Linked DNA regions of Homo sapiens: region 2 is linked to region 1. Evidence: read pairs that join two places in POLR2A ChIA-PET (ENCODE). Cell type or tissue: GM12878. All regions are shown on one strand.

Region 1 (8,000 bases):
ACCCAGGTGGTCATGGGGCAATCGATCCAGGAAGTCTGTGCCCAAGCAGCAGCTGCTATACATGCTTCAGTTATTTGTATCTTGACCAACAGCTACTGTGTTGCCAATCAGCATAGGGAATGTCAGGCACAGGTTTTTATTTCTGATCCTAATGACTTGTCAAATAGCATGATGGATTTTAGAAATAGGCTCTAATTTGGGCGTTAAAGGTGTTTAAAATATGTGGCTTGGCTAAAGTATTTTACAGATACTCGCACAATTCCACAAATAGAATATAATGACCTTTGACCCCTGTAGTCTTCACTGTTGAGCTATAGCTCTGGGCTAAAGCCCTAACTGGTTCCATGTAAAGCCATGACTCAGAGGATCACAGCTCACTCTCCATCCAATGCCAGCTGTCAAGGTAACAGAATCCTGTCTCTAAAGGTTCAGCATGTCTGCTTTGGATGACCTTGTCATGCAATGTGGTAGATGAAGCACCTAAAGTGACAGAGAGTTGGGGCTTCTTTTAGCCTTAAAGAACCAGCTGCAGAAATGGCTCTGGACTTGCTTGCTAATAAATGTTTGCTAAATAAACAAGCAACTACATAAATAAATGTAGCAGAATTATAACCTGGAAGCATAATTGTGAGGAAGGGAGTCGTTTCAAATCTATTCTGAGATTATAGAAGGAACCAAGAGCTGTGTCTGACCAAAGTGACTCAGGTGAGTTTTCAACATGGATATTGAACCCAGAACTGTTTGTCTGTCTCCAGAAGCAGACCTTGCTCTTTAGAGAAACACCTATGCTGGAAAAAAAAAAAAGCATCATGGTTTCAACTACAGGGTCTCACTCTGTTGTGCAGGCTGGAGTGCAGTGGTGCAATCACAGCTCACTGCAGCCTTGACCTCCAGGGCTCAAGCAATCCTCCCATCTCAGCATCTAAGGTGAGATGTTTCCTTTTCCGTTTCCAGCATTGGTGATGTAAGCCTTCTCTGTTTTGTTCATGATCATCCTCATGAAGGCTTTACTTTTCACTTTGCTGAATTGTACAGTGTCATCTAGTTCATTTGGCTTTTTAAAAGAAATCTTTGTTATGTCCTTCCTTCTATTATACTTTCTTTAAGTAAAATTTTCTGTTTGTCTTCTAATTCCTTCAGGCTTATTGATTTTTAGCTTTCCTTTTTTTTATTCTAAATACTTGACACAAATAGAACACTTATGGGAATATACAATCCTATAACAACAACCAAATTTTGCATCCCAAGAAAAATGTAAAGTTAAGACTGTGTCCAGCTAGATTTATTTATTTATCTTAGAAACAGGTTCTTGCTATGCTGTCCAGGCTGAAGTGCAGTAGATATTCACAGCAGTGATCAAGCACATGGCAGCCTTGAATTCCTGGGCTCAAGCAACCCTCCTGCCTCAGCCTTCTAAGTAGCTGGACTACAGGCGTGCGCTCTGTCACCTGGATCTAATTAGAATTAAATTAATGCAGCTCAGTTTATATTTCATCATTACATTATTTGAATTCCATCACTAAAAAGACCCATTAAATTTGGTAAATTAAAAACATCAGGCTGGGCACAGTGGCTCACACCTGTAATCCCAGCAATTTGGGAGGCTGAGGTGGGCAGATCACTTGAGGTCAGGAGTTCAAGACCAGACTGGACAACACAGTGAAACCCTATCTCCACTAAAAATACAAAAATTATCCAGGCATGGTGGTGCATGCCTGTAATCCCAGCTACTGAGGAGCCTGAAGCACAAGAATTGCTTGAACCCGTAGGTGGAGGCTGCAGTGAGCCAAGATGGCACCACTGCACTCCAGCCTGGGTAACAGAGCAAGACTCCGAATGAAAAATAAAATAATAATACTAAATCAAAATAAATAAAAGAATAAAAACATCATTTACAGTTTTGCCCCCAGCTTCACCAGTCCCACCAAAATAACGGAGAGTGGCTTAAAAAAAAAGATATTAACTAACAAGGACAAAGAGAAAAAGAAAGTAGAAAGGAAAAAGAAATATTTTGGAAGCTGGAGAGCATACGGAACAAGTGATTACCAGCTTAGCTGACCAAAGGAAGCTAGAACCAATTGGGGGCAGCCTGAAGCGGGATGATTTGAGACACAGAACCTCAGAAAGTTGTGGCTCAGGAGTTGGTGGCCCAGGGTGCAATTGAGGCTGAGAACAGAAGACTGGTTACAAGCCTGTACAAACAGAGATGCACAGATGCCTCCAGATCTGCCAACCGCTATCTCCCATCTCAGAAGTCCAGAATTGACCCTCCAAAGAGGGTTAGCCAGAGAGACTCCAGCCTCAGTGACATCACGGCAGGGCACCATATAGAAAACTGGGGATCAGCTGGAGTTCTACACCCTGTGGGGCTCATCCCTTTCCCTCCACTCCAGTCTCAGAATGATGGCAGTCAGGTTTATAATTCTCAAATCAAAAAGATTTGAGGAAACTGTCTAGATTAAGAGAAAAGACCAAAAGAAACTACAAAATGGGACTTTCCCAATGAAACAGCCCAGCAAGATCACTGTACAGAAAAGTTCATCCATTGGCGAGCTCCCTCCAGCTCTCAACACCACCATGTATGTGCATGCACACACATACACACATATGCACACACATATACACATGCATGTACACACACACTACACAACTTACAATCAGCTTTTTAGTGCTTCACTTTTAAATATGAGAAAAGAGTCAAGGAAGACCAAACATCTGAGAAATTTTCTAATAGAAAAACTGAGATAAAAACAAATAAGATTTTTATAAGAGCTCAGTAGAAGCAGAAATAATTTTTAAAAAGCAGAAGAAAATTTCAAAAAGCTATAATTGATGTGTCCAGAGGAAAAAAATGAAGGAAATTAGAAAGTTACATGAAGTAGAAATGTCAGAAGATAAAGTTTGGGAAAGTAAAAAAAAATTTCAGAGATGGAAAATACACACACACACACACACACACACACAAAACCCATAAGAAATAACACCAATTTTACACAAACTCTTTCAGAGTTTGAGAAGGTAAAAAAATATTTCGGAGATGGAAAATATAGGAAAAAATTAAAGACCTGATGAAGAACTATAATATTCAAATAAAATGGGAGTTCCAGAAAGAGAGAACAGAGAAAATAGAAGGGTTGCAACTATTCAAAAAATAATTCAAGAAAATTCTTCAGGCCAGGCATGGTGGCTCATGCCTGTAATCCCACACTTTGGGAGGCCAAGGCGGGTAGATCACCTGAAGTCAGGAGTTTGAGACCAGCCTTGCCAACATGGTGAAACCCCGCCTCTACTAAAAATGCAAAAATCAGCTGGGCATGATGTGGCATGCCTATAATTCTAGCTACTCAGAAGGCCGAGACAGGAGAATCACTTGAACCCAAGAGGCGGAGGTTGCAGTGAGCTGAGATCGCACCACTGCACTCCAGCCTGGGTGACAGAGCAAGGCTCTGTGTCCAAAAAAAAAAAAAGGAAATTCTTCAGAGCTGAAGGACATGAGTTTTCATATTGAGAGGCATCACAGGGTCTCCTACATAAGGGGTTTAGAAAGTCCCATACCAAGACACATCATTATAAAACGCTGGAATTCCAAGGACAAAAAGAAGATTCTAAATACATTCAGAAAGGAAATAGTATGCCTCATTAAACAGGTAAAATATCAGACTTCCCAATAGCTGCACTGGAAGCTAGGAGAGCAACATCTTTAAATTTCTAAGGAAAAAATATCTTCAATTTAGAATTCTAAACCTAGTCCAATATCAATCATGTATGAGGTTGAAAGAATTGTATAGATATTCATGATCTGGAAGCTGCAGGAGGATGTGTTCACCCAAAATGAAAGTGTAAAATGAGAAACAGGATGTCATGGGACCAAAAAAAAAAAAGAGGATCCAATACAGAGGAGAACTGAAAGGAATTTTGAGGTTAAGAAAAGGAAATCCCAGGGTGACAGCTGGGTGGCAGATTTTGAGAGCAGCCAGTCCAGACTGCAGCAAGGGGAGAGAGAGCTCCAGGAAGGATATCTTCCAAAAAAGGGTTTACGCTGGCAGAACATATGGAGAGGAGATTTCCATTTCTGAAGCAGGGTTTGGGATGATTTCAGTAGAGGTAAGGAGTCTCCTCCTATCCGTGGGGATATGTTCCAAGACCCCCAGTGGATGCCTGAAGCCACAGATAGTCTGAACCCTACATATACTATGTTTCTTCCTATATGTACAGACCTGTGATAAAATTTAATTAGGCACAGTACTCTTGGGGCCATTATTAAGTAAAATAAGCGTTACTTGAACACAAGCACAGCGATAACTGCAACAGTTGATCTGATAACCAAGATGGCTACTAAGCAACCAATGGGCAGGGAGCACAGACCTTGTGGATAATTCTTTTTTTTTTTTTTTTTTTTTTTGAGACAGAGTCTTGCTCTGTCGCCCAGGTTGGAGTGCAGTGGCGTGATCTTGACTCACTGCAACCTCTGCCTCCTAGGTTCGAGCTATTCTCCTGTCTCAGCCTCCTGGGACTATAGGGATGCGCCACCACGCCTGGCTAATTTTTGTATTTTTAGTTGAAACGGGGTTTCACCAAGTTGATCAGGCTGGTCTCGAACTCCTGACCTCAAGGGATCCACCCGCCTCAGCTTCCCAAAGTGTTGGGATCTCAAGGGTGCGTGAGCCACCACGCCCGGCCTAAACTTTTTATTTCTTAAATTTTCCACTTAATATTTTTGGGGTTGAATATGTAGTAACTGAAGCCACAGAAAGTGAAACCATGGATAAGGGGGATTGTCGTACATAGAAAACTAAGCAAAAAAGAAAAAAATGAGATGATAACCTCCAGTGAAAACAAATAATTGAAAAAGAAAGAAAATATAATAATGTTTTATGTGGCTCAGCTATAGATATTTTTAAAATCATAGTTATGTAAACACTAAATATTAATCTTAATTTATGATAGAGATATATTGTCAGATGACAGGAGGAGGTGTTCAGGGAAAGATGTGTAAATGGTGTAACAAAACTGAATCATAATTATTTTATAATAAAAAGACAAGAGATAATAACAAAAACTGAAAAGTCAATATAACAACAGTAGTGCCAGGCACTGTTAAAAGTGCTTATTTTTAATGCATTAATTCCTTTTGTTTTATTTATTTATTTATTTATTTATTTATTTATTTATTTGAGGCACAGTCTCGCTCTGTCACCCAGGCTGGAGTGAAGTGGTCCAATCTCAGCTCGCTGCAACTTCTGCCTCCCAGGTTCAAGCAATTCTCTGCCTCAGCCTCCTGAGTAGCTGAGATTACAGGTATGCACCACCATGCCCAGTTAATTTTTGTATTTTTAGTAGAGACAGGGATTCACCATGTTGGCCAGGCTGGTCTCAAACTCCTGACCTCAGGTGATCCACCCGCCTCGGCCTCCCAAAGTGCTGGGATTACAGGCATGAGCCACCGCACCCAGACTGAATTAATTCCTTTTAATGCTCACACTAACCTTATGAAGTTTAAAAACCCATTTAATGGATGAGAATATGAAAAATAGTGATATAAGCATATAATTTAGAAATATGGGGGCAAACTCCAGAAGCAACAGCTATAAGAAACAAAAGTAATTGCCTCCATGGAGAGGAAATTGGATGGAAAAGGGCATGTAGAGGTCTGCTGGTTTTCAATAGAAACCTTGGTTAGGCGCAGAGGCTTTCATCTGCAATCCCAGCACTTTGGGAGGCTGAAGTGAATGGAATGCTTGAGCCTAAGAGCTCAAGAGTAGCCTGGGCAATATAATGACCTCATCTCTACAAAAAATACAAAAATTAGCCAGCATGGCGGTGTATACCTATAGTCCTAGCTACTTGGGAGACTGAAGTGGGAGGATCACTTGAGCCTGGGCAATACAGGCTGCAGTGAACCATGATCATACCACTGCACTCCAGCCTGAGTTACGCAGTGAGACTGTCTAAAAAAAAAAAAAAAGACGAAACCTTATGAAACCATTTTTTTGTTTTGTTTTGTTTTGTTTTGAGACAAAGTCTCACTCTGCTGCCCAGGCCAGAGTGCAGTGGCATGTCTCGGCTCACTGCAACCCTGCCTATCAGGTTCAAGCCGTTCTCTTGCCTCAGCTTCCCAAGTAGCTGGGACTACAGGCGCACGCCACCACATCTGGCTAATTTTTGTACTTTTAGTAGAGACAGGGTTTCACTATGTTGTCCAGGCTAGTCTCAAACTCCTGACTCAGATGATCCACCTGCCTTGGCCTCCCAAAGTGCTGGGATTACAGGCTGAGCCACTATGCTTGGCCTGAAACCATTTGACTTGTTAAACTTTGTACATATAAAACTTTGATAAAACTAAAGAATCAATTAAAAGACATCAATTCAATAATTTATTAATCAATCAGTGATAATGGTTTGGCTCTTTGGCCCCACCCAAATCTCATGTTGAATTGTAATCCCTAGTGTTGGAGGTGGGGCCTGGTAGGAGGTGACTGGATTATGGGGGAATTGGTCTCTAATGGCTTAGCACCATCTCCCTAGTGGTTTCTCACGATGGAGTTCTCTCAAGATCTGGTTGTCTAAAAGTGTGTGGCACCTTCCCCTTCTCTCTCTCTCTTTCTCTCTCCTGCCACCATGTGAAGATGTGCTTGCTTCACCTTAGCCCTTCTGCCATGATTGTAAGCTTCCTAAGCCTCCCCAGCAATGCCTCCTCTACAGCCTGTGGAACTGTGAGTCAATTAAACCTCTTCTTTTCATAAATTACCCAGTCTCAGGTAGTTCTTTATAGCAGTGTGAGAACAGACTAATACAGAAAATTGGTTTCAGATAAATGGGGCATTCCCATAAAGATAACTGAAAATGTAGAAGTGACTTTGGAACTGGGTAATGGGCAGAGACTGGAAGAGTTTCGAGGGCTTTGGAAAAAGTCAGGAAGATGAGGGAAAGTTTGAAACTTCCTAGAGACTTGTTGAATGGTTTTGACCAAAATGCTGATAGTGATATGGACAGAGATGGCCAGGTTCATGAGGTCTCACTTAGAGATGAGGAACTTACTGAGAACTGCAGTAAATGTCATTCTGCTATGCTTTAGCAAAAAGACTGGTGGCATTGTGCCCCTGCTCTAGGGAATCTGTTGAATTTTGAACTTGAGAAAGAGGATTTAGGGTATCTGGCAGAAGAAATTCCTAAGCAGCAGCAGAGCATAAAACTTTGGAAAATTTGCAGCCTGGCCATATAGTAAAAAAGAAAAACCCATTTTCTGAGGAGGAATTCAAACCTGCTGCAGTAAAGATAAGCCAAATGTTAATAGCCAAGACAATATAAAAATGCCTCCAAGGTATTTTAGAGACAGAGGGCTGGAGGACTAAGAGGGAAAAATGGTTTCGTGGGCCAGGCCTAGGGCCCCCCACTCTGTTCTGTGCAGCCCCAGGACATGGCACCCTGCATCACAGCTGCTCCAGCTCCACCCTTGGCATAAAGGGCCTCAGATATGCTTCAGGCCTCTGCTTCAGAGGGTGAAAGCCATAAGAAGCTTTGGCACCTTCCACATGATGTTAAGCCTGTGGGTGTGCAGAGTGCAACAGTTGAGGCTTGGGAACCTCCACCTAGATTTCAGAGGATGTATGAAAATGCCTGGATTTCCAGGCAGAAGTCTTCTGCAGGGGTGGAGCCCTCATGGGGAATCTCCACTAGGGCAATGTGGAGGGAAAATGTGGAATTGGAGCCCCCACACAGAGTCTCCACTGGAGCACTGCCTTGTGGAGCTGTGAGAAGAGGGCCACCATCCTTCAGACTCCAGAATGGTAAATCCACCAACAGCTTGCACTGTGTGCCCAGAAAAACTTCAGGCACTCAATGCCAACCCATGAAAGCAGCCACAGGGGCAGTACCCTTCAGAGCCACAGAGGCAGAGCTGCCCAAGGCCTTGAGAGCCTACCTCTTGCATCAGCATGCCCTGGATGCGAGACATGGAATCAAAGGTAACTATTTTGGGGCTTTAAGATTTAATGACTGTC
Region 2 (8,000 bases), 140 kb after region 1:
GAATCTAAAGTTCATTACAAGGTGGTTGTTTGGATTGAACACAGGCTGCCCCTGAGGAATGGCAGGTTCTGCAGGAAAATAGCCAAGTGCAAAAGCCTATTTGACCCCATGTACATCTACACCTGATAAATTCTCATCAGCCCTTTAAAAAAGTTTCTGACCAGGGCCGGGCGCGGTGGCTCACGCCTGTAATCCCAGCACTTTGGGAGGCCGAGGCGGGTGGATCATGAGGTCAGGAGATCGAGACCATCCTGGCTAACAAGGTGAAACCCCGTCTCTACTAAAAATACAAAAAATTAGCCGGGCGCGGTGGTGGGCGCCTGTAGTCCCAGCTACTCGGGAGGCTGAGGCAGGAGAATGGCGTGAACCCGGGAAGCGGAGCTTGCAGTGAGCCGAGATTGCACCACTGCAGTCCGCAGTCCGGCCTGGGCGACAGAGCGAGACTCCGTCTCAAAAAAAAAAAAAAAAAAAAAAAGTTTCTGACCAGGTGCAGTGGCTCACACCTGTAATCCCAGCACTTTGGGAGGCCGAGGGGACCGGATCACCTGAGGTCAGGAGTTCGAGACCAGCCTGACCAATATGGAGAAACCCCGTCTCTGCTAAAAATACAAAATTAGCTGGGCATGGTAGTGCATGCCTGTAATCCCAGCTACTCGAGAGGCTGAGGCAGGAGAATCACTTGAACCCGGGAGGCGGAGGTTGCGGTGAGCCGAGATTGCACCATTGCACTCCAGCCTGGGCAACAAGAGTGAAACTCCATCTCAAAAAAAAAAGTTTCTGTGAGGAATGCTTGCTTTACTAAAAAAAGAAAACGGGCAGAATAGACTTTGAGGACGTACTTCTAAGGCACATTAGATTTTGTGATAATGCGCATAAATGTGTGTGTGGTGTGTATGTGTATGCATATATATTTGTAAGTACCTGGATCTGGATCCCCTTAAAATCCACATCATTAGGCTCACATTTGCCTCAGGCAGCAAGGCCACCATAACTTGGCAGATGGGGTGTTGCGACTAGCAGGTGGCCAGAGTCAAGGAGGAGGCCACCTTTCTGGCTGGCACCTCTGTTTTTAAGGACCACACCATTTATGCACTCGGATAAACTATCTCTATCTTTAGGGCTTCTTTGCTTTCTTGTCCTTTCTGACATACAGACTCAGAAGCCATTGAATTGAGCCTTCTCCTGTAGGAACCCACTCTACAACCTCCGTGAGAAATGGTCCTCAGCATTGGAGGTTGGACCGGATTCTCTAAGGCCTCTGCCAGCATCATGACACAATGCATTATGCCCAGAAATCTGGGTGGTGTAACTATCTTCAGGATGCCTACAGTCTAGTTGGGGGAAACATTGTTGTATGAGAGCAATGATTACATGTCCTCTAGTACTAGATAGGACAGGCACAAGGGAGGCTTTAGACAGAGCATTTAAATTCGTCTTAAAGAATCAGAGAAGTCTTCAGCCTCAATTCAAAGATGTTTGTCTTGAGTACTGGTTGGGAGTAACATTTGTTCCCAGAGCTCTTATGGGACCTTATTATATACTAGCCAGTCAACCCTTAAAAGACCCAATCTAGATTAAATTTCTCTGAATTCTTAACACCAAGAAAGGTTACCCAGAATTTTTAAAATGTCATCCCTACTGCTCAACACCAACGCATAAGGCCGATTATGGAGAAGGTCAAGAATCCCAATGTTAACACTGTTGAGTACTCTCATGGGAAAACATGGGAGTGTGGACCACCATGGATAGTTCTCTCCCTAAAAAAGGAGAAGCAGAATGTTTAAATGCCATAAAGTTATGGTCAAGAGAGACAAGGAGTAGGGGACACAGGCTGAGACATGACAGCATTTAGCCTCCTAAACCGGATGAGCAGAGTTTTCTCCGGTTCTGTTTGAGTATTTTCCCTTTTTGGCCTGCTCTAAAAGGACAGAGTTCCCTACTGCCTACGTTCCTTATTCTGTGTTCCCTGAACGGTGACACCCAGTTTTGGCTTGGACAACCAGGTGGATGGAGGTGCCATTCTGCCATAGAGAGCAGTGCTTCCCAGATCTGGAGGTGTATTGGAATCATGTGGGGAGCCTGTTAAAAATTCAGATTCCTGGGCTCTACCCTAAGAGATTCTTAGGCACAAGATCATAGTGGAAGCTGAGACTCTATTTTTAATGAATTCCCCCAGGTGACACTCTTACAGTCAGTCTGTGGACTAGAGTTTGGGAACCACTAACACTAGGACACAGCAAGAGCTAGTTGGGGTACGGGGAATAATTGAGAAGATGGTGAGTTCAGTTGGTTTTTGGTTTTTGGTAGAGACGGGGTCTCCCTGTGTTGCCCAGGCAGGTCTGAAACTCCTAGACTCAAGCTCTTCTCTCACCTCAGCCTCCCAAAGTGCTGGGATTATAGGCGCAAGCCACCGCACCGGCCTGAGTTCAGTATTAAATATGCCATGCAACATCCAAGTGAAGATACTTTGTGGACAGTTGGTTAAAATGGTCTGGAGAGATAGGTGATTCAGAGGCTATCAGCACCTATGTGGTTATTTCAGTAATGGAAGTGGGTAAGATGGCTCAGGTGTTAACATATAAATAACAACAGAGGCCAAGCCCTCAGCCCTGGAAGGTTTCTGTCTCTAAGCCAGTTTGGTTGGGCACAGCTCTTAGGGTTTTGTTTTGCTTTTTAAATAGATTATGGTAGCTAGCAAAGAATTTATAGTACAATCTCACCACTACCACATTCTATAAGCGAAATCAAGTTTCAGATCACATTGTACCACACTGACATTTTTAAATGAAACGGTAATTAACAAGAGAGTTGAAAATGGTGTATGAGAACTCTTTCTCATGTAGGCTTGAGAACATCCCATTGTTTAGGTGCTTTGATCACCATCTTGAATGAAAGGTTTACTCAAGGCAACTGTCTGGATTTCAGAGCTAAGGTTTCTTCCCTGATAGCTGGCATCAAGTCACCAGAATTCCCCAGAGTTGAAAGATGGATGGAAGACCATTTACACAGGGCAAAATCCTTTGTAACACCCTATTCATATAAAACTGGGAGGAGCAGAAAATATACTTAACTATTTACACATCTTGAATACTTTTAAAAATTTTTATTTATATTTATTTATTTATTTGAGATAGGGTCTCCCTCTATCGCCAGGCTGGAGTGCAGTGGCATGATCTCGGCTCACTGCAACCTCTGCCTCCCAGATTCAAGTGATTCTCTTGCCTCAGCCTCCAGAGTAGCTGGGACTACCGGCATCTGCCACCATGCCAAGCTAATTTTTGTATTTTAAGTAGAGACCAGGTTTCACCATGTTAGCCAGGCTGGTCTTGAACTCCTGACCTCAGGTGATCCACCCATCACGACCTCCCAAAGTGCTGGAATTACAGACATGAGCCACAAAGCCCGGCCCCGTCCTGTTTTAAAAAAATAGTCTCTCTCTCTCTCTGTTGCCCAGGCTGGAGTGAAGTAGCAAGATCATAGCTCACTGCAGTCTTGAACTCTTGCATTCAAGTGATCCTCTTGCTTCACCTTACCAAATAGATAGGACTACATGTGCATGCCACCACGCCTGGCTAATTTTTTAATTTTTCTGTAGAGACCAGATCTTGCCATGTTGCCCAGGCTGGTCTTGAACTCCTGGCCTCAAGTGATCCTCCTGCCTCGGCCTCCCAAAGTGCTGAGATTATAGGAGTGTGCCACCGAAGCCAGCTCCTTGAATACCTTTATTTTTACCATCTAGAACCCCTTTCAGATATTGAGAATGCTAGTAAATAGTCCACCATGTGTACCAATTAAAACCCATTTTTGCAGTTAGGTGTGGTAATTGGTAAAGCATCAGATGTTACCAGATACAGATAATAGAACCTCTATAAATAGCTGCCTCCAGAGTATGGCTTTCCTGATTAGAATGCTGGCTGACCACCCTGGACTGTGCATATTTTATTGGAATGCTGACAGCACTTGGATTGTAGGTTAATTTGAGAAGCACCCATAATGTCACAATATGCATGTAGAAGCATTCTAATGTAAATAACTGAAATCATACTAAAAGATGGTAAAAAGGAAAAAAAGTGAGAGTCAGAAGATAGGCCATCAGAATAGAACACTCTAAGGCAGATGTAAAAGTGGGTGAGCTTTGGATGCTACCGAGAGGTCAAGTAAGTAATAAAAAGACTAAAATGAGTCCGTGGCTTTGACAACAGGAAGCCACTTGACCTTGATGAGAACGATTTCATGAAGTAGTGGCACAGGAGTCTTGCTGTGGAGGGAGGATGGACAAGGGAGGTGAATACAGAAGATAAGCACCTTTTTTTTTTTTTTTTTGAGACAGAGTCTCACTCTGCCTCCCAGGCTGGAGTGCAGTGGCACGATCTCAGCTCACTGCAACCTCCGCCTCCTGGGTTTAAGCGATTCTCCTGCCTCAGCCTCCCGAGTAGCCGGGATTACAGCATGCGCCACCACACCCGGCTAATTTTTGTATTTTTAGTAGAGACGGGGTTTCACCTTTTTGGCCAGGCTGGTCTCAAACTCCTGACCTCAGGTGATTTGCCCACCTTGGCCTCCCAAAGTGCTGGGTTTACAGGTGTGAGCTATGGTGCCCGGCCACTATAAGCACCTTTTTTAAGAGACAAAGAAGAAAGATGTGGAGCAGACACCAGATAAGTTTGAAAGACACATTTTGTTCATGTCGTGATTTTCATTTGTTGGCTTTAAGATAGAGGAATCATGTGCATGATTAAATGTAACCTATATAGAAAGCATGTATAGAAATGTAGCCTGGGCCGGGCACAGTGGCTCACACCTGTAATTCCAGCACTTTGGGAGGCCGAGGCGGGCAGATCACCTGAGGTCAGGAGTTCAAGACCAGCCTGGCCAACAAGGTGAAACCCTGTCTCCACTAAAAATACAAAAATTAGCCGGGCATGGTGGTGGGTGCCTGTAATCCCAGCTACTCAGAAGGCTGAGGCAGGAGAATCGCTTGAGCCCAGGAGGTGGAGGCTGCAGTGAACCAAAATCACACCACTGCACTCCAGCCTGGGAGACAGAGCGAGACTCCGTCTCAAAAAAAAAAAAAAAAAAGGAATGTAGCCTGTACAGGGAAGCAGCTTGCATAGAAAAAGGCCGAAAAGCTAGGAGAGAGTAAAACCAACCTAACCAGATCGGGAGATGTGTAGGTGGAGGTGCTATGGTACCTAAGAGGAAGGTGCATTTCCATAATAATGAGAGGGAGGAAGTAATTGTGAATCGCAGGGTAGTGTACTTAATTTGTGTTTAGATGGGTTTTTGGTGTAGGCCTGTGTATATTTTGTGCATAAAAAGAACTACTCAAATGTTTAATTGGGTTTAAACAATTCGTGTTCCATCTATGAAGATGACAAACTGAAAAACCCAATCCTTAGGCTTCACGTGAATCTCACAAATCTCACTGTTTAGAAGTCCAGCAAAATCAAACAGTCACTTTCAAGGTACTTTTGGTTAATGTTTGATTTGGTCCTTTTTACCAAGTTACACACGTTTAAATACTTTAAACTGCATTTATAATATATTCTACTTCCTTTTAAAGTACCTGAATTATCTACTTATACAAAACCTTGCTAAGTACTTAATAATTGTTATAAAGCTACTAAAATAAATTTACAGAGTTGACTTAAAGACTCTTAATAATGTGCGGAAACTTGGGATGATTTCAGCTTAAAATCAGAAGTCTAATAATTCAATTATTCATTTTTGATTGATTTTCAAAAACTGTCACTCTAATAGGTCAGATTCCTTCAACATTAGTAGTACAGAAAAGAACAAATATGCCCAAAAATATGAATAGCGTATCTTCCATGCTTTCAACCTTTCTATGTTTAATTTTTAAATCTTCCCAAAGTTGAATGATGCATACTTACCAAGGAAGAAAATTAGCTGGAAATAACTGAGGCCATTTTCAATCAGATATTTTGACAAGAGTTTCAGACTCCAGAGCAATTTTCATCCTCCCAGCTGTCATACTGACCCCCTTTTTAGCGTAGCTATGTCATGAGTTACAAAAATTAAAAAGTGTTGATCACCCTATGAGTTACAAAACTCACAGGTTTCATTGCCCACATCCCTGGATACAAGTTATACGCAGCACCTGATTCTTGATCTGCTCAAGGAAATAGAAGAACCAAGTTGCTCCTTCAGCTTTAAGATAAGTACATATGTTTTCCATCTAAATGATAAAGGCCTTTGAATTTGATGGAGTTCTGGGATTTTACTTTTTTCTATCTAATAATACCTTTAAACTTGATAGCTTAAAATAAATGCATTTTCTATTTAATGATAAAGACCTTTAAATGGGATACTAGATATGAAAATGTCTTTCCTATTTAAAGAACGTTGAACTTGGGCCAGGTGCAGTCACCCGTAATCCTAGCACTTCGAGAGACCAAGATAGAAGGATCACTTGAGGCCATGAGATCAAGACCAGCCTGGGCAACATAGTGAGATCCTGTCTCTACAAAAAATAATTTTTAAAAATTACCTAAGTGTGGTGGTGCATGCCTGTAATCTCAGCTACTTGGGAGGCTGAGGCAGGAAGATCACTTAAGCCCAGGAGTTGGAGGATGTAGTGAGCTATTATCATACCACACACTCCAGCTTGGGCAACAGAGCGAGACTCTGTCTCCTAAAAAGAAAAAAGAACTGTGAACTTGATGGAATCCTACATTCTTTCTTAGTACCACACAAAGGTTTAGATGTTTAAATGATTTCCAGTTGAGTTTTGAATATCCCTTTTGATTAAGCCAAATCTAATTTGCTGTTATAAGAGTTATGGGGAGCAGGCAGGAAGCTGAGAGAGTTCTCATCTGATGGCTTTTTTTCCTCTATGTATTAGGATGTGAAGTTGTCTATGGAAGGAGGTGGGAGTTATGGGGGAAGGGTGAGAAAAACGTCTTTAAATCCCTCTATTGGTAATAGGCAATCTGAGCAGCTCCATGCTGCCTGTTGTAGCATCTCCTAATTGTGTGACATTAAGTCCATTTAAAGTGGAGACCATATTCATGATGAGATATATTTATAATTCATGCTTAACATTTTTTATATTAAATATGTGTATTTAATCATTTGAATATTTACCATTTGATAACATATTTATAGCTGATCAAGAAGTCACAGCTCAATGTCAAAGGACTTTATTAATAAAGCAATTGAAGTAGTCACTTATTATACAGCAAAAAGTTCTAGACTCATTTAACATTTATTTCCATTTGCTAGTCAATTACCAGCTGTCAGAACATAATAAATATTATAAATTTGAGTCAGAAGCTGTCACCTCTAATTGTATTAACTCTTCCTAATCATAGGTAGTGATTTGTCCTGTGAAAGAATGATATTAATCACTGATTTCCATCTGTCTTCATAATGGTGTAAAATTGCTACTGGATTCCATTGCTGAAGTGAAGTAAATCAATGTAGACACCAAAAATGAAAGCAGGCAGTGATGAGTCATGAATATTTCCATTCATGTTAACAAGCTTCTCATTGTTTCCAGACAGAAAGAAAAAAAAAATGACAGCTAACTTTCAAAGCTTTTTGCTTCTTAGTCTTAAAAGCATAGTTTCTTCTTATTATTTCTAGCTCACACTTTTGGAGTACTTCTTATATGCCAGGCACTATGCTCGCAACATTATATGAATTATTTCTTTTGATCTTCACGAACCGGTGAGGTTATTGGTTCCTATACTTATGGCTCTTATGCCACTATTGTTTGCATTTTATAATGAGGAAATGAAGGCTTAAAACAATTTGAGTAACTTGTTGTCCAAAACAGTAGAGCCTGGAGTCAAACCCAAGCAATTTAACTTCCATAACTCAGTCTCAACCAGTACTCTACACTGATGGGTGGCATTTGAATCAGTTAGGAATGCTTTTGAGTCAAAGTAACTAAAATCCAACATATAGTAGTTCACAAAATAGTGATTTTTTTTCTCTCACTTAATACAAAGAATGGAGATAGGCAGCTACTTATG

The links. Peaks named below come from ENCODE experiments on the same cell type or tissue, not always from the same donor. Only the 100,000 strongest peaks of a DNase experiment are listed, where the experiment ranks them.
Region 2: POLR2A ChIA-PET joins it to region 1 with 7 read pairs; 2 of 35 experiments call an interaction of 5 or more read pairs at or near these places.

Annotation. Positions count from the first base shown.
Region 1 is chr4:38,740,164-38,748,163 of GRCh38, forward strand. LOC105374413 (a long non-coding RNA gene) reads left to right here and starts at 3,959. Exons shown (of 6, transcript XR_925231.2): 1 at 3,959-4,104; 2 at 5,178-5,298. In GM12878, no CTCF peak of the experiment used is centred here; no DNase peak of the experiment used is centred here; H3K4me3 peaks cover 411 bases.
Region 2 is chr4:38,881,867-38,889,866 of GRCh38, forward strand. The region is part of intron 3 of FAM114A1 (family with sequence similarity 114 member A1); the gene reads left to right. Among named protein-coding and RNA genes, the nearest start is that of MIR574, 18 kb to the left of the region's middle. RefSeq lists an enhancer at 2,848-3,017. In GM12878, no CTCF peak of the experiment used is centred here; a DNase peak (open chromatin) is centred at 7,475; H3K27ac peaks cover 532 bases.